Regions from separate parts of the Mus musculus genome. Here region 1 is linked to region 2. Evidence: chromatin loops called from intact Hi-C (ENCODE). Cell type or tissue: heart. All regions are shown on one strand. Each heading gives the region's core, and the rest is flanking DNA. Links, peaks and the distances in the headings are about the cores only. Region 1 overlaps Fbxl7 (F-box and leucine-rich repeat protein 7). Region 2 has its middle 130 kb from the start of Gm23903.

Region 1 (5,000 bases), core at 1-5,000, 550 kb before region 2:
AAGCCAGGTTGGCTGGAGGCTACAGTTTAGCATCATCTAAAACAAAAAGCACTGACTTGCCCACTGGTCTTGCACTTATCCAAAAATATGCCCTTATTGTCATTGAGATTCATAGCTATGTCCCCAATTGATCTTTTCTTATAAGAAAGCACTCTATTTTTTTCCTCTGTCAGAAAATCACCTAGATGGGGTTGATTTTGAGAGTCCTGTCACGCTTCTAGATTTATTCATCACTGAACGAATGATTCTTTGGGCAATCAGCTCAAGCAGAGACAGTGTGGATCAATACAAAGCCTTGATTTCAAATGACATGCCACTTTAGTGAGAAAATACACACTTTAGCTTACCTAGGAGAAATGCCTGGTAGGTCGCAAACTTGGAAAATAGATGACAGATTGCCATAAAAACATTCAGCAGTAAGCAAAATGGTAGTTTTTGCTTCGGTGCTATTGTGTTTTTGAGACTTGTCTCCCATTCCTCTGGGTTCTGTACTCTTCTGTGGAGTATTCTGTGAGGATGCCTTGAAGCCAACAGAATGCTCTGTGCCCCTTCATCTCTAATTAGGCAGAATTTTTAAAGAAACATTTGAATTTCCTTGTAAGAAAATTCTCTATGTTCTATTTCGTCTTTCACCTAAAGACCACTGTTCTCTTCTATAACAAAACAAAACACTTCTCTTAAAAAATGAACACGATGTACATGTTGGGCTGATTTTAGTGACCAAACACATCAACTGTTCACAAATGATTCTGGAACTGTGTCCCTACTGTAGACTTTTAAAAGACTAAATTAATAGTGTGTTTAGGACATAAATATTTTTGGTTGACATAATACAATGGTATATTGAGGACAATTACATTATTTGTCACTTATGAGTATTGATATTAGAACTCTTTACTTTTTAAGACCTACAGACCTCTCAAACATGTTAGCTTCTAAAATTGCATTTTATAGCTCAAATGTGAAAAAGTGAATCAAGGTTAAGCTATATCCTATCTGGACAGCAATCTTACATACTTAGAACAACAAAACATCAAGGTCCCCTTAGAAGAAGGGGTTTCTAGTACTGTAGGAGCTACTCCAGTTTTATCTCACATTACCAAGGTGCCTTGGATACATTTCTGTGACAACCACAGAGTTTCTACCTTCCTCATTTGCTATGGAAGAAAACAGAGATGAATAGACAGCTCCAGAGACACTACACACACACACACACACACACACACACACACACACAGAGAGAGAGAGAGAGAGAGAGACAGAGAGAGACAGAGACAGAGACAGAGAGAGAGATAGAGACAGAGAAAAAGACAGACACTGAGAGAGAAAGAAACAGAGACAGAAAGACAGAGATGTGGGTGGGGGTGGAGGGGGGAAACCAGGCTGGATGTGAGGCAGACCATCAAGGAAGCACAGCAGAGTAGCATGCAGGGTACATCTTAGAAGTTCTAAGTCTTTAAAAGCTCCATGAGCAATTTGCATTACGACATCATGAAAAAAACATTTTCACAGGAAATGCACCCAGTTTGCTCTCCCTGGCCTGTATCAAAGCCAACTTTCTATCTGTGGAGGAAAGACCTTTTGTGTTTTTATTCCTGCCTGTCTGCAATTATATTATTATTAGGCTGTAAACAATGGCTGTTTTGTTGTAAAACGTGAATAAAGGAGCCGAAAGTCAGCACACAATTGTGTGATCACTGGTCAGCCTTGAATCCCAAAGCAAAAAAAAAAAAAAAAAAAAAAAAAAAAAAAAAAAGATAGTTTTTTTATAGCCTGTCTTCCAACTTGTATGCAAAGATAAGGAGAGGGTTGAGAGTCTCTGAGCAGAAAGCCTGACTATCTAACGTTACAAGTCCCTGCCGTCATTTCCCACGGGGTCTTCTCACTAGAACCATGTTGTGTCTTTTTCTTCGACTTCACTTTATTGATTTCTCCTTAGTAAACAGAGCTACTATTATTTTAGGTTTCTCAAACCGTCTTTGCTCTGAAGGTAGGGATAATCAGAATAGGAATCGAATATTATACAATGCTGGAGGTTGGAAAGCAGGCATCCGATAAACCAAATTTTCTCTCATTGCTTTTTGATCTCAAGAATTTCAAATCCCTCAGAGGTCTACCTGTCATCTCTCACATCGGCCAGGAGATGTCACTGTAGTGGGATTCAATGATTAACAGAGGAATCGGTTATTCTCTAAGAACATGGTGAACTTTCCATGAAACGGTTACAACTACATGGGAAAGGATTTTATACCACAAGCAAACTGGCTGCCCAATTTTGCTTTTTAGTAAATAGAGACACGATTTCTGTTACATCCTGGATGAAAAGGACACCGATGATTATCCCTCCTTCCATTGGCTCCTTAGATCAACTTCCCTTGAACGGGCAGTGTGATGGGTTTAGTGGGTGACTCAACTGCTTAAAGAAAGCCTTTGAGGGCTCTGGGCATTATAAAAATGTGTGCACATGCGTGTGGAAATGAGAGCCACAGTGAGCACAATGCAGGTGGATAAGGGAACAGACTATGCTCAACACAGCTGGTTGCTCAGTGTTCATGATGGACTCGTGTTGCTGTTGCTGGGTTTTATCTAGGACAATGCTTTAAACTCTAATTGATATCCCAAGTCAAAGATCAAGTTCATGCTAGTACCTGTCCTCCACCCAGTATGCCTTATAATCTTGCTTAAGAGAGGTACTCAAATATTTGTTGAACAAATGACCACATGTACAGAACAACATGATTGACCTGAGAACAAAACCTAGGAAGGGGATAGGGTTAGAAAAGTGGGAGGCACGAGGTCTCTTTATACCCTAGCTGGGGGCTGGCACCACATATCTCGGAACTCTGAGAGCTGCAGAGTTACAGGTTGTCTGCTGCAGCACTGAGCCCGGGGTCATGGACAGCTGCCATCTCAGTGCCCAAATTAGTTATCAGATAACTCTGTGCCTTTAACCAACAGGAAAAGAAATTTGGGAAGGGGGAGAGTCATGGCCTATGGAAAGACAGGACAGGAACTTTTCACCATCAAGGGACTTTAAAACCCACTATACTGCTCCAAAGGGAATGGCATTCATTGCTGCCTTACACTCATGTTGGGGTTCATGTTTGTAGAATTGTATATTAAAAACGATTTCATTCTCATGTGTCTCTTGAATTTGTATTATCTGTTACCAGTGTTGGTAACTGAGTTTCAGATGTCTGCCTTCCAGGACTATGACAGACTAAAGGCTCAACGTTTCAAACCACCAGATTGTTGGTAACTACCACAACAACCTTCAGGAATTGCACCATACTCAGATGGCCCTGAGCCCCATGTGGGAGAATGTGGCAGGGACTCAAAATGCCCCAGAGAAAGGATCCCGCTCTGGTTCTGCACCTAGGTGATCACTGTGAAACATAATAATAAATTGTAAGTGCCCACTTGATTTTATACATACACAGAGGAGGCACAACAGAGAAACTGGATTATAAGGCGCATGCTGACTTAACTGTCAAGTGCCATTTATAGTCATTGACTTTATGATTAAATGAAAACTGCACAGGAATTTCTCACCACAAGGGGACTTTCCTTCACACCTTCCTTTCTTGTTCTCTCTTTTAACCAAGTTGACTCTAAGGTTGTAGAAGAAGCTTCCAGACTTGAAGGTATCTCTGGTATGAACTACAGTGTAGCCCTCAATCAAGCGATTTCCCAGTTATGTGTGGTAATGACAGGAAATGCCCCTTATCCCCCTATGTCTCTTTATGCAAAAAAGGATGCAGTCCTGTGGAAGTCTGTGCTCCAGTTTCTGTAACTGTAAAGGGACTCTAAAGGAGTTACTACAGAGAAGCACAGAAGCGAAGACCTTATTCATCCCCCAGAAGTTAATGGTCTTGCGTCCAGTCATACCTGGATGCTGCCAAAGCTCCCCTTTCAGAAAGGTGAGTCCAACATCACAGTGATGGCAGATTTCTGTATTATACTTCTTTGGGTCTTGGAAGCATCATGCTTTCTCTTGATGTATCACATAAAATAAGCCAACCTATTTCTTGACCAAAACTTTTCACTTTCAACTGTTTCCTAGGATACATTATGAACACAATGGGCTACAACTATGGACTATGATAAGGAAGACTCCACTGTGGTTGCATGTCACCAGCACAAGGCAGGCTTGGTGTGCAGCAGTGAATAAGTCTACATCAAACCAAAACAAAAAAAAAAATGAAAATGCCTAGGTTAATTGCTTCTTCCCAAGACCCTGAGAAGAGTCTTCAGGGTATCTGGCATCATTTAGTCATGGGGTCAAGGTCATCATGGCTTTAAAATGATATTTGACAATTAATCAGGAATACACACTGTAATTTCATTTCTCCATTATGTTCCCTTTATGCTTGTACAAAAACAAGTGGAATCTTAATTTATCACTGCCATTCTACAATGATTAGTTTCAGGGATGCTGCAGATGGCATACTCTTTGTAATTGTTAATAAAATTTAGATACTGTGCTTTAAGAGTAAGGTACTGGCTGGACATTTTTTCATGGAGCCCTTTGGCATTCTGTTCTGTATTTACTCCATCAAATCAACTTCAGTACCAGTTCTATGTGCAGGAGCCAGAATAAAGTGATTCATTTATATGAGTGTCTTTTGTTCTCAGAAACAGAGAAGCCAACAACAACAACAAAAAGGAGACTGAAGAAGGGAGTGATAGTGGTTTTAAACATCTAGTTACCTTCAAAGAGTGAGCCATACCTCCCTGCCAAGTAGACACCATTGTTGCCCACCCACACTCCTACAAAGGACTTGGGAGTATGGCACCCCTCATTTTGCCAGACTTAGGAAATACACAGTTGACTTTTCATGTCTGAGGATCTATCTGAATATGTCCTTAACTCTGTAAACTTCATCCTAATGAAAACTTTTCAGTTACCCTGTTAGGATGCTCACTGTAAGCACATGATTTCTGGGCTGTAGGTGGCACTCGAACCATAAAGTACGCACCACTTGGGGGGAAAATGCAGT
Region 2 (13,816 bases), core at 3,334-8,333:
TTTAACTATTGCATTTAAATATGATTTGCTTAAAAGATATATGGTGGGGGCTGGTGAGATGGCTCAGCAGGTAAGAGCACCCACTGCTCTTCCAAAGGTCCTGAGTTCAAATCCCAGCAACCACATGGTGGCTCACAACCATCCGTAATGAGATCTGACTCCCTCTTCTGGTGTGTCTGAAGACAGCTACAGTGTACTTACATATAATAAATTAATAAATCTTTAAAAAAAAAAAAAAAAAAAAAGATATATGGTGGAAAAGAACAAAAAAGGTGGACAGCACTTAGAACACCCTGGGACTCAGGTTCTCCTAGGACATCCTAGAACTCTGTTCACTCGGTACAGCCCAGGACTCAGGTTCACTTAGACATCTTGGGACTCGATGCACTCGGTACATCCTGGGACTCGGGTTCACTCCGTACATCCTGGGAATTGGGTTCAATTAGACATCCTGGGACTGGTGTTTTGGCCCCAATCTATTGTCTTTCCATGTCTAGGAAAACAAGCAGCAGTGGGGATGAACTATGAAGGTAAGTGCAAACACAAGCAATCTCACTGGCTTCGGCAACACTACAGCCACTGATGGCCTTGAACAGACATCTCCAGGTCCACTTCAGCCACTGTCCCAGCAGAACTCTTCAGACGTGCCCTCCCTGCCTGGCTCTTGAGCCATCCAATCCCTAAATGCCAATCATCTCTCTTTTGGGTAAGATCACGGCAGTTAATCAGGTGACACCCTGGCCTTAGATGCAGGATTCGTCAACCCATCATGTCTAGGAACCAAAGAGAAAATCATGAGATCACTGCACCCTTCAAAAAAGAATGTGAGCCTGGTATGACATGGAGTGCTGGGTCCTTCTTTAGTTTCCAGAGTCCTCTCTTCATGTTACTCCCACGAGAACATCTGCTGCCCTTCATGAGATTCGTGGATTTACGGTGCCATTAGAGTCTTGGAAAGCAAGTATATCTCTTCCCAGATGTCCTTTTGTATAAAGCTTCTTCCTACCCTGTACCAGTTCAAATAAACCACGCCATGGATCAGATTTGAAAGAAGGCACAAACCCCACTCTTTGTCACATTCCAGATGTTGTAGATAAATATTATGACAGTCCGAACACATGATGTGCATTGATGCGGGTAAGAGTGAGGTGGAACTCTACCCAAGTGGGCAGCACGAACCATGGTGGTAACTGCCTTGTTCTTTTCCCAGGGCCTATGTTCTGCCATGCATAGGAACTGACAGAGTTTAATTCTGAGTCTGTCATAGAGTTTTAGCATCAAAAGCATCCCTGCAAAACCCATGATCTTGCTTCGTTGGTTAATTCTAAAACCCAAAGTTTATAAAAATACATAGCATATGCTGCTTACTACCCACCATCTAAGAGCCCTTGCAACCTCATTATACCCTCTACAATCATAGGTAGGGTAGCTTGACCACCAAGATTCATCTCAAAAGTGGGCAAAGTTTATAGGCTTACAATTTGTGCAAGCCATTTTATTTTTTTAAAGCACTTAATTATTTTATATGGTGGTACATGCCTGTAAACGTATCAGTCAGAGGATAAGTCATAGGACTGTTTAGGAACTGGCCTACATAGTGCCTCTCAAGAAGGAGGAGGCAGAGGAGGAGGAGCAGGAAGGGAAGGAGGAGGAGGAGGTAGAGGAGGAGTGGGAGGAGGAGGAAGAGGAGGAGAGGAGTTGAGGAATCCCGGGAGGGCTAATTGCCCCCAGAACCTCTTTTCCCCATACATTATAAAACATGGTTTGCAGGCTCCTTCCAAAGTTTGCAAGGAGATATCCCATCCTGGGGCATCACTGTGAACAAGTTTGTATCCAGTGGGAAGCATCTGTAAGGACCACTTTGTCTTTTCCAGACTGAACTTCAGCGTCCTTCTCAATATTATACTCCAGTACCCATCAGCTCCATCCGAAACTTGCATGAGACAAAACTTACCTTCCCTCTTCTGCAAAAATATTTTGCAAGAGAAAAGAAATTGACACTTGTCAAGGAGCAAAGAAAGAAGTGTGTCCTTGCCACTCACTTCAAAGTCCTTCTGACCCAAAGGCCATTTCAACAGTTACCCTTGCTTTGACATTATTCTTGAGGTCCTGATCTCAAGAGCTTGGGTCTAGAATCCTTATGATGGCTGGTCTAGCCCATTCAGTGGCTTGTACAATAACTGTTCTGCCATTTTATTCTCTCTTTTACTGCGTTTTTATTTAGTCAATTTTGAAATTTTCTTTTTCTCTAGAATTTGAGGATCAAAAATGTAATTAAAAAACAAACCTGTTCTCAAAATATTTACAAAAAAGCCAACAACTAATAAAAACAGCTTAAGTTTGATATGTAGTTTAAACAGCTCATATATATTTATATATTGAAGTATTTATTGTAAATTATATATTAATTATGTATAATAAAATTATACTAACATAGGACTTTAAAATCATACCTAGAGAAAAATATAAAAGTAACATAAATGATAAGGAAGAAGAACTAAACAAAACTATGTAATTCTACACTTGAAAAAGTTCAGACATGGGGAAAGGGAAAAAACGCTTAGGCATATGACACTTTTGCCTGCATGTGTCATATATTCACCATTTGTGTTCTGATGCTCTCAGACTCAGAAGAGGGCTTCTGAATGACGAGAACTGCAGTTGCACATGGTTGTAGACCACCACACAGGTATAAGGATCAAGTCTAGATCCTCTGTAAGAGCAAAGAATGTTCTAAATCACTGAGCCATCTCTTCAGCCCCTGTAATTCCACTTTTGAAAACAATGTCCAGGTTAAAATGACAAAGAAAAGGAACTCAGGATATTTAAAATTTATACCCTGTATTCAAAATTCAAAATTTTCTAGCCAAGACAATTTTAGCATCACATGGTTGAGTTCTGATGTGTTTATTTCCCGTCTACTGAGCACAGTGATCTGACCTTGTGAGATGCTCAGTAAACATTCAGTGGAATCGTCTAAATGAACATGTGTGCAATGGCTGAGGTGCTGAGAACGGAAAATGTTATGATGGGTTCCAGGAAAAACACACGACAACAACAAATCCCTTTCACACTTTACTCTGTGACGAGTTCTTTGAGGGCTCTTGGAAGTCCACAAGACAGACATGCAGGGTCAATCATTGAGGAATTCCAAAGCTACAGAAGTTGGAAAGGCCCAAGAGTATTACTTACCTGATATTTATCTTTTTAGATCCAATCTTGGCAGTAGCCACAAAGTTATAGTGTCTGAATAAAGTTGAAAGACTTTTAGCGTTCATGGACACAGATTTACTATGGCTGAAAATGAATTGTCAACTATGAGGAAAGAGAAAGATGTCACGAAGTCTGGAATACACTAGTATCGAAGTTCCAAATAAAAAGAATGCAACCCGTAAAATGTCTCCATTATCACTTCAAAGCCCCCTGTATGTGTGCCCACTCTTAGGAATAACCATTTGCTCAAAACCTCAAAGAAGAGTGCCCCAGGCTTTGCAAGACTGCAGTAGAGATGATGCACGAGCGTCAGAGCATTCATCAGTGTGCTTCGCATTACTAAAATTAGGTGCAGACAGCCTAGAATAGTCATGCTGAACTATCCACCTTAACCTCGCAGCCGGAACTAGTTTATATTTAACTCTCTGCTTTCGTCTATTTCAAGGAACCCTCTCTTCTACGGCTTCAAAATTTTATTAGTAAATGGGTCTGACTTCACAGCAGTTACTTAGGACTCAAGGCGTTACTGTCTCTGGTCTGTTCCCTGGGTAATCATGCTTTTGTGATTCTATCGTTGTAACCATTCCCAAGGGTGTCTATGTCCCATAAGAAATTCAGATGCTTAGGAAGGAAGAGCAACTGAAGGATGTAAGATGGTATACATGACCTCATAGGTGAGTTTTCCAGAAGTTGAGGCTCTTAGCAGAACCCAGACAAGGCTTAGAACATGCGATGTAGGTTTTCTCATGACATCTTCAGCTCCCTCCTCCCAGAAGCAGTCCTATGGCTTCATCCTCGGATGATTTTTGTTTGAAAAACATGACTCCTCAGTCGTCTTTCCAGGGGCAGGAACACTCCACTGAGTCCCGACTCTCTCTATTCCCTCCCTTCTTCCCATTGCATCAGAGCATAACCCGGTAAAATCTCAACTGTCCTGTGACGTAATTGTTCCTCACTTTTCCAGTCCCTAACCTTGCCCTCTTTCTTAAATTTAGTTATCTCCAGTAGGACTGAGCAGGAATTGCTATAAATAAAATATTTTCACAGTTGAAGGAATGTAGGTGTTCAAAGACCACAAACATGCCCCGTGCTAGAATTCCATGTAATAAACCAGGTGCGGTGGTGCACACCCGTAATCCCAGCACTTGGGAGACAGAGGCAGGAAGATCTCTGTGCATTTGAGGCCAGCCTGGTCTACATGGTGACTTCCTGGACAGCCAGATCTACATAGTGAGACCCTTTCCAAAGCAAACAAACAGAATTGTGTGCAATAGTCTGTTACTCTCCCGTGGCCACTGTCCAGTACATACTGCTATGAGCCTCTATTTCGAACTTTATGAACTATAGCAACATAACCCCTTTCCCTCTCTTTTCTTGGTGATTTAGCCCAGACAAGGTCATACCTAAGAAATATCTGAGATGAGGGAGCCACATGCTATGCACTCATCCGTCCAGCCATCTTCTTCTTAGACAGTAGGCTATTCGTGAATGTATTCTACGGAGGTCACTGCACTCCTTGCAAAGGGAGCGCCCCGTGCAGAGGCTCTTCCTCTTCTCAGGGAAGCCATCCTTCATTCACTTACCTCACTCCCATCCTGGTCTACTCCTTGAAAACGCCACTTCCTGAATCGCGCCTCAAACACCTTGCACATGCGCACAACATATTTCCTGATGGAACCCTGAAAGTATGTTGGGGAGGGTACTTCATTCTAACCAAGAGCACATTTGTGAGTTTTTACCAAGCTCACAACTGCTCTCTGGACAGTTTAGCCAGGAGCACAGGACATGATGTGAGCCTTCTTGATTTAGACCTTATCAGGTTCACTATATAATCTCAGAAGACGTTTATTTTAGTTGTAGCAAATGAAAGCATGTTCTATTTCGGCATTTGAATTTTAAACAAGTCAAGAGTACACTACAGTCTGTCTGCTGACCCAAAACTTTAATTGGATTCTGGAATAGATATGCAAACAGAACCATTATTCAAAGACATGTCAGTTGCTCATTGCCATAGAAATGTGTTAGAATTATTCCTATCCTTCGCCTAATAACTTTTTCTGTGTACTTCCCTTCTAGTTTATGGCCAGACCTTTTTCCATTGCCTTTTTTTCTCACCTCCGGATTCAACTGATTATTTGCTAAATTTCTATGCCTGTGTGAACAAGTTCAGCTTTGAGTCTATTTTTATTTTAACTCTTTTGAAGCATGCATGCGTGTGCGCACACGCGCGTGCGCACACACACACTAAACTATTAGTTAAACCAGAGGTAAATGGGAAGATGGAAAGAGTCAAGTATATATGCTTGAATATTACTCAAGTAATCTTGTGGAGCTAAAACAATACTTCCACCAGTCACTTTTGTATGATTTTTTATTTCAACGTTATATTTCAACATGGAAACTCTGAATTTGCTCCCGGAATATTTTTTTCTCCTTGAAGAAAATATTAATTGATTGAACCAGAAGTGGAAGCTGTTCTATTTATGAGAATAGCTTCTGCTGGTCAATTACTCTATCATTTCACAAAATCCACGACACTCTACCTGTGATGTCTAGGAACAACGCTTGCATTTTGACCTCTAAAAGTGTTTCGCTAATAATAGCATATTTTTGGCAGACAAAAGAATAAGCGAATAAATACACTGAAAAGTGCATTAGTTCCCATGGATTGTGGGCCTATAGTGTTAGCCATAGGGATGGTTTATAATTATCCCAGCTCCCTCTTCTGGCCACATTTAAAACTGCACTGACTCCACTGGCATTTTGTCCTTGGACACCAAATTCTAAGCAGACCAAACAGTGTGTTTCTGGCTACTCTTTTTTTCCTTCTTCTGACATGCTTGATTGTGTTCAAGCATAGCCTAGACACAAGAGTAAGGGTGAAAGCTATGTGGAGTCAGAACTCCCAGACAGTATTCAAAAAGTGGCAGAAAATAAACAGTAATTGCATTAAGCCACTGAGCTGTGAAGGTGGCCTTTATGTCTCAGCACTAACTTACCTGGTTATATGCAAAAATAAAATAGTCTAGAAGCACTTTCTATGAAAATGATTTTATCTTTTCTTACGTGTGTGAAAAACGTAAGAGGATTTGAAGACAAATTTTTGCCTAATTCACCCCAAATTATACAAAACTGTTGTTGAGGAAGACACATCTCACCTAAGACTTCCGTTGTCCAATATTTCTTAAACTTCAAACCATCAAGCCATACGCTCACTCAGCAGTGGCTGGACAGCAAGAGGAGAGACCAGATGACCTCAGTTCCCTCAGGCAGGGTAATTATTCCTGGCTCCCATCTTCTGACCACGCAGGAGACCTTAGGGGAAGTTCACAGGATGCCTTCTCTGAGCAGGCATCCTGGAATTTCTCAGTATCCCATTAGAATGAATGATGCATGCTAGGTCACACCCGAAAGATTTGTTTGGTACATTCTTTTGACAATTCTATTCCAACCTGAATTTTACCTTGCAAGCAATGTCTGCAGAACCAAAACAACTATCATTACATTGAATGTTTCATTTAGCTAAATGAACTGACTGCCATACTGGGAATTATAATTTGTATGCACACACATGCTGTGCATATTAGCAAACCCTTCCCATCCACTCTAACATAAACTAAGAATGGTCATAAAAATGCGATCTTAGAAGTCGGAGGTAGGAAGATAGCAAGTCCAAGCAAGTTTGAGCAACATAGGATACTCCAGTCTAGCCTGGTCTACATAGCAAAACTTTGTTTCAAAGGTTTGATCAGTTCTATAAACCTCCTATCAAAGTGTACCTCGATATTTTTATGCACACCACTGAGAAGAATTACAAAAGGTTGATCGAAGAACTAGGTAGTGCTGTGACTCTGGCAACTGGCTTATTTATGTGCGTTCCTGCTTCCAAGAAAAGCTATGAAAATTGTCTCAACTAGTGGTCCATGTCACCTGCACTGCATTTGCCTACTCCAGGTCACAATCTAGTTATTCTTCTAGCAGCACCAAAGACCAAGTTTTCTCATCTTAGGCAACAAATGATTTTGTTGATATCTTTATGAAAAGGAAACAATGATCTAGAGGGCATCATGTCTTTGCCCTTGGTTTTTTTTACTGTGGCTTGTACAACACGTGCAGGGACATTTCAAGCTGTGTACACACATCCATCATGACACTGAGGAACCCATTCCATTCTGTACAGGGAAATCTAGTCAGATCTGAGACTAGAAAGGTATCTCTGGAGCCTTTCTGAAGGTCTTAGCTCCCACAAAACCTCAAGTACAGTTGGCTAACAACGTCCGCCCTTCACTTTTAAGCTCTTGTGTATTCTAAGGGAAATCCAATCTGCAAGTTCTTGAATCATGAACACTGGATGCCTTAGGGTTTTTGTTTGGTGGGAGCTTGCTAAACCCTGGGACGATTTATAAAGCTTTTTATAGCCTGCCTGTTTACTCTGAAGAAAGTAGTCACGTTTTGTTGAAAGAAAACAAGATTGAAAGGCAAGAAATGTTGAAGCTGAGAGAAAACTGGAGTTCAAAAACCTTCATGTCCAAGCAACCTATGCAAAACTCATGAGCTTTAACTTGAATGCACACACATGCTATGCATATTAGTAAACCCTTCCCATTCTCTCTAATATAGACTAAGGAAGGTCATAAAAATGAGATCTTAGAAGTCAGAGGTGGGAAGACGGCAAGTTCAAGCTCAGTTTGAGGAACATAGCATACTCCAGTCTAGCGGGTCTACAGCAAAACCTTACTTCAAAGATTTGATCAGTTCTATAAGCCTACAAGTGTGGATGATTTTGAGTTATGACATGTGACGTCCTCTCAGCTTATGTTTACATGAATTTTGATATGCTCTTGGAAAACTTCTCAGTGCGTGTGACATTTACCCAGAATACATGACTTGTAACTAAAGAAAAAAGTTTGGAAACACATTGACATAATAAGGATTGGATAGAAATTTGACAATTATTTCAGCTATTTATGATTTTCAATGTATTTGATGCTACTAAGTGCCCCCCTTTTAGACAAGCAATACAAACTCTTTTTTTTTCTTTTGCTGTAAACTTATTTTTTATTTTTTATTATTATTATTTAATTAGGTATTTTATTCATTTACATTTTCAATGCTACCCCAAAGGTACCCCAAACCCTCTCCCACAATTCACCTCCCCCCACTCCCACTTCTTGGCCCTGGAGCTACCCTGTACTAGGGCATATAAAGTTTGCAAGACCAATGGGCCTCTCTTTCCAATGATGGCTGAATAGGTCATCTTCTGATACATATGCAGCTAGAGACACGAGCTCTGGGGGGAACTGGTTAGTTCATATTGTTGTTCCACCTATAGGGTTGCAGACTCGTTTAGGTCCTGGGGTACATTCTCTAGCTCCTCCACTGGGGGCCCTGTGTTCCATCCAATAGCTGACTGTGAGCATCCACTTGTGTGTTTGCTAGGCCCCGGCATTGCCTCACTAGAGACAGCTATATCTGGGTCCTTTCAGCAAAATCTTGCTAGTGTATACATTGGTGTCAGCGTTTGGGGGCTGATTATGGGATGGATCTCCGTGTATGGCAGTCTCTAGATGGTCCATCCTTTCTTAACAGCTCCAATCTTTTTCTCGGTAGCTCCTTGCATGGGTGTTTTGTTCCCAAATTTAAGAAGGAGCAAAGTGTCCAGACTTTCATCTTCATTCTTCTTGAGTTTCATTTGTTTTTCAAATAGTATCTTGTACCTTGGGTATGCTAAGTTTCTGGGCTAATATCCACTTATCAGTGAGTACATATCATGTGAGTTCTTTTGTGATTGGATTACCTCACTTAGGATGATACCCTCCAGGTCCATTCATTTGCCTAGGAATTTCATAAATTCATTATTTTTAATAGCTGAGTAGTACTCCATTGTGTAAATGTACATTTTCTGTATCCATTCCTCTGTTGAGGGGCATCTGGGTTCTTTCCAGCTTCTGGCTATTATAAATAAGGCTGCTATGAACATAGTAGAGCATGTGTCCTTATTACCAGTTGGAACATCTTCTGGATATATGCCCAGGAGAGGTATTGCAGGATCCTCCGGTAATACTATGTCCAATTTTCTGAGGAACCGCCAGACTGATTTCCAGAGTGGTTATACAAGCTTGCAATCCCACCAACAAAGGAGGAGTGTTCCTCTTTCACCACATCCTCGCCAGCATCTGCTGTCACCTGAATTTTTGATCTTAGCCATTCTGATTGGTGTGAGTTGGAATCTCAGGGTTGTTTTGATTTGCATTTCCCTGATGATTAAGGATGCTGAACATTTTTTCAGGTGCTTCTCAGCCATTTGGTATACCTCACGTGAGAATTCTTTGTTTAGCTCTGAGCCCCATTTTTTAATGGGGTTATTTGATTTTCTGGAGTCCACCTTCTTGAGCTCTTTATATATCTTGGGTATTAGTACCCTATCTGATTTAGGATAGGTAAAGATCCTTTCCCAATCTGTTGGTGGCCTTTTTGTCTTATTGACGGTGTCTTTTGCCTTACAGAAGGTTTGCAATTTTATGAGGTCCCAATTGTCGATTCTCAGTCTTACAGAACAAGCCATTGCTGTTCTATTCAGGAATTTTTCCCCTGTGCCAATATCTTTGAGGCGTTCCCCCATTTTCTCCTCTATAAGTTTCAGTGTCTCTGATTTTATATGGAGTTCCTTAATCCACTTAGATTTGACCTTAGTACAAGGAGATAGGAATGGATCAATTCCCATTCTTCTACATGATAACTGCCAGTTGTGCAGGCACCATTTGTTGAAATTGCTGTCTTTTTTCCACTGCATGGTTTTAGCTCCCTTGTCAAAGATCAAGTGACCATAGGTGTGCAGGTTCATTTCTGGGTCTTCAATTCTATTCCATTGGTCTACTTGTCTGTCAATATACCAGTACCATGCAATTTTTATCACAATTGCTCTGTAGTACAGCTTTAGCTCAGGCATGGTGATTCCACCAGAGGTTCTTTTATCCTTGAGGAGAGTTTTTGCTATCCTAGATTTTTTGTTATTCCAGATGAATTTGCAGATTGTCCTTTCTAATTCATTGAAGAATTGAGTTGGAATTTAGATTGCTTTTGGCAAGAGATCCATTTTTACTATATTGATCCTACCATCCATAAGCATGGGAGATCTTTCCATCTTCTAAGATCTTGTTAATTTCTTTCTTCAGAGAATTGAAGTTTTTATCATACAGTTCTTTCACTTCCTTAGTTAGAGTCATGCCAAGGTATTTTATATTATTTGTGACTATTAAGAAGAGTGTTGTTTCCCTAATTTCTCTCTCAGCCTGTTTATCCTTTGTGTAGAGAAAGGCCATTGACTTGTTTGAGTTAATTTTATATCCAGCTACTTGACCAAAGCTGTTTATCAGGTTTAAGAGTTCTCTGGTGGAATTTTTAGGGTCACTTATATATTCTATCATATCATCTGCAAAAAGTGATATTTTTACTTCTTCCTTTCCAATTTGTATCCCCTATATCTCCTTTTGTTGTTGAATTGCTCTGGCTAGGACTTCAAGTACAATGTTGAATAGGTAGGGAGAGAGAGGACAGCCTTGTCTAGTCCCTGATTTTAATGGGATTGCTTCCAGCTTCTCACCATTTACTTTGATGTTGGCTACTGGTTTGCTGTAGATTGCTTTTATCATGTTTAGGTATGGGCCTTGAATTCCTGATCTTTCCAAGACTTTTATCATGAATGGGTGTTGGATTTTGTCAAATGCTTTCTCAACATCTAAGATGATCATGTGGTTTTTGTCTTTGAGTTTGTTTATATAGTGGATTATGTTGATGGATTTCCATATATTAAACCATCCCTGCATCCCTGGAATGAAACCTACTTGGCCAGGATGGACAATTGTTTTGATGTGTTCTTGGATTTGGTAAGCAAGAAATTATTGAGTATTTTTGCATCGATATTCATAAGGGAAATTGGTCTGAAGTTCTCTATCTTTGTTGGGTCTTTCTGTGTTTTAGGTATCAGAGTTTTTGTGGCTTCATAGAATGAATTGGGTAGGGTACCTTCTGCTGCTATTTTGTGGAATAGTTTTTAAAGAACTGGAATTAGATCTTCTTTGAAGGTCTGATAGAACTCTGCACTAAACCCATCTGGTCCTGGGCTTTTTTTGGTTGGGAGACTATTAATGACTGCTTCTATTTTTTTTAGGGTATATAGGACTTTTTAGATCATTAACTTGATCCTGATTTAACTCTGGTACCTGGTATCTGTCTAGAAATTTGTCCATTTCATCCAGGTTTTCCAGTTTTGTTGAGTATAGCCTTTTGTAGAAGGATCTGATGGTGTTTTGGATTTCTTCAGGGTCTGTTGTTATGTCTCCCATTTCATTTCTGATTTTGTTAATTAGGATGCTTTCCCTGTCTCCTCTAGTGAGTCTGGCTAAGGGTTTATCTATCTTGTTGATTTTCTCAAAAAAACCAGCTCCTCCTTTGGTTGATTCTTTGAATAGTTCTTCTTGTTTCCACTTGGTTGATTTCACCCCTGAGTTTGATTATTTCCTGCCATCAACTCCTCTTGGGTGAATTTGCTTCCTTTTTTTCTAGAGCTTTTAGGTGTGTTGTCAAGCTGCTAGTGTGTGCTCTCTCTAGTTTCCTTTTGGAGGCACTCAGAGCTATGAGTTTCCCTCTTAGAAATGCTTTCATTGTGTCCCATAAGTTTGGGTATGAAGTGGCGTCATTTTCATTAAACTCTAAAAAGTCTTTAATTTCTTTCTTTTTTCCTTCCTTGACCAAGGTATCATTGAGAAGAGTGTTGTTCAGTTTCCACGTGAATGTTGGCTTTCTATTACTTATGTTGTTATTAAAGATCAGCCTTAGTCCAAGGTGATCTGATAGGATGCATGGGACAATTTCAATATTTTTGTATCTGTAGAGGCCTGTTTTGTGACCAATTATATGGTCAGCTTTGGAGAAGGTACCATGAGGTGCTGGGAAGAATGTATATCCTTTTGTTTTAGGATAAAATATTCTGTAGATATCTGATAAATCCATTTGTTTCATAACTTCTGTTAGTTTCACTGTGTCCCTGTTTAGTTTCTGTTTCAAAATCTGTCCATTGATGAGAGTGGTATGTTGAAGTCTCCCACTATTATTGTGTGAGATGCAATGTGTGGTTTGAGCTTTACTAAAGTTTCTTTAATGAATGTTGCTGCCCTTGCATTTGGAGCATATATATTCAGAATTTAGAGTTCCTCTTGGAAGATTTTACCTTTGATGAGTATGAAGTGCTCCTCCTTGTCTTTTTTGATAACATTGGGTTGGAAGACGATTTTATTCGATATTAGAATGGCTACTTCAGCTTGTTTCTTCAGACCATTTGCTTGGAAAATTGTTTTCCAGCCTTTCACTCTGATGTAGTAGCTGTCTTTTCCCCTGAGATGGGTTTCCTGTAAGCAGCAAAATGTTGGGTCCTGTTTGGGTAGCCAGTCTGTGTTAGTCTATGTCTTTTCATTGGGAAATTGAGTCCATTGATATTAAGAGATATTAAGGAACAGTAATTGTTGCTTCCTATTATTTTTGTTGTTAGAGTTGGCATTCTGTTCTTTTGGCTGTCTTCTTTTAGGTTTGTTGAAGGATTACTTTCTTGCTTTTTCTAGGGTGTGGTTTCTGTCCTTGTATTGGTTTTTTTTTTTTTTCTGTTATTATCCTTTGAAGGGCTGGATTCGTCTAAAGATAATGTGTGAATTTGGTTTTGTCGTGGAATACTTTGGTTTCTCCATCTATTGTAATTGAATGTTAGACTGGGTATAGTAGCCTGGCCTGGCATTTGTGTTCTCTTAGTATCTCTATAACATCTTCTGGCTTTCATAGTCTCTGGTGAAAAGTCTGGTGTAATTCTGATAGGACTGCCTTTATATGTTACTTGAGTTTTTTCCCTTACTACTTTTAATATTCTATCTTTATTTAGTGCATTTGTTGTTCTGATTATTATGTGTCGGGAGGAATTTCTTTTCTGGTCCAGTCTATTTGGAGTTCTATAGGTTTCTTGTATGTTCATGGGCATCTCTTTCTTTAGGTTTGGGAAATTTTCTTTTATAATTTTGTTGAAGATATTTGCTGGCCCTTTGAGTTGAAAATCTTCATTCTCATCTACTCCTATTATCCGTAGGTTTGGTCTTCTCATTGTGTCCTGGATTTCCTGGATTTTTTGAGTTAGGATCTTTCTGCATTTTGCATTTTCTTTGGTTGTTGTGCCGATGTTGTATATGGAATCTTCTGCACCTGAGATTCTCTCTTCTATCTCTTGTATTCTGTAGCTAATGCTCGCATCTATGGTTCAAGATTTCTTTCCTAGGGTTTCTATCTCTAGCGTTGCCTCACTTTGGGTTTTCTTTATTGTGTCTACTTCCCTTTTTAGGTCTAGTATGGTTTTGTTCATTTCCATCACCTGTTTGGATGTGTTTTCCTGTTTATCTTTAAGGACTTCCACCTCTTTGGTTGTATTTTCCTGTTTTTCTTTAAGGACTTGTAACTCTTTAGCAGTGTTCTCCTGTGTTCTTCTGTATTTCTTTAAGTGAGTTATTAAAGTCCTTCTTGATGTCCTCTACCATCATCATGAGATATGCTTTTAAATCCGGGTCTA

The links. Hi-C counts contacts between places; a loop is a spot of excess contacts. Peaks named below come from ENCODE experiments on the same cell type or tissue, not always from the same donor. Only the 100,000 strongest peaks of a DNase experiment are listed, where the experiment ranks them.
Region 1: a loop joins it to region 2, with 3 times the contacts of the local background. A loop is called at or near these places in 20 of 42 quality-filtered maps.

What each region holds. Positions count from the first base shown.
Region 1 is chr15:26,637,809-26,642,808 of GRCm38, forward strand. All of the region lies in intron 2 of Fbxl7 (F-box and leucine-rich repeat protein 7), which reads right to left. Among named protein-coding and RNA genes, the nearest start is that of Gm52205, 25 kb to the right of the region's middle. In heart, for the core only: CTCF peaks have their summits at 2,132 (motif pointing right) and 4,952 (motif pointing right); no DNase peak of the experiment used is centred there.
Region 2 is chr15:27,183,962-27,197,777 of GRCm38, forward strand. No RefSeq gene overlaps it. Among named protein-coding and RNA genes, the nearest start is that of Gm23903, 130 kb to the left of the region's middle. In heart, for the core only: a CTCF peak has its summit at 5,943 (motif pointing left); no DNase peak of the experiment used is centred there.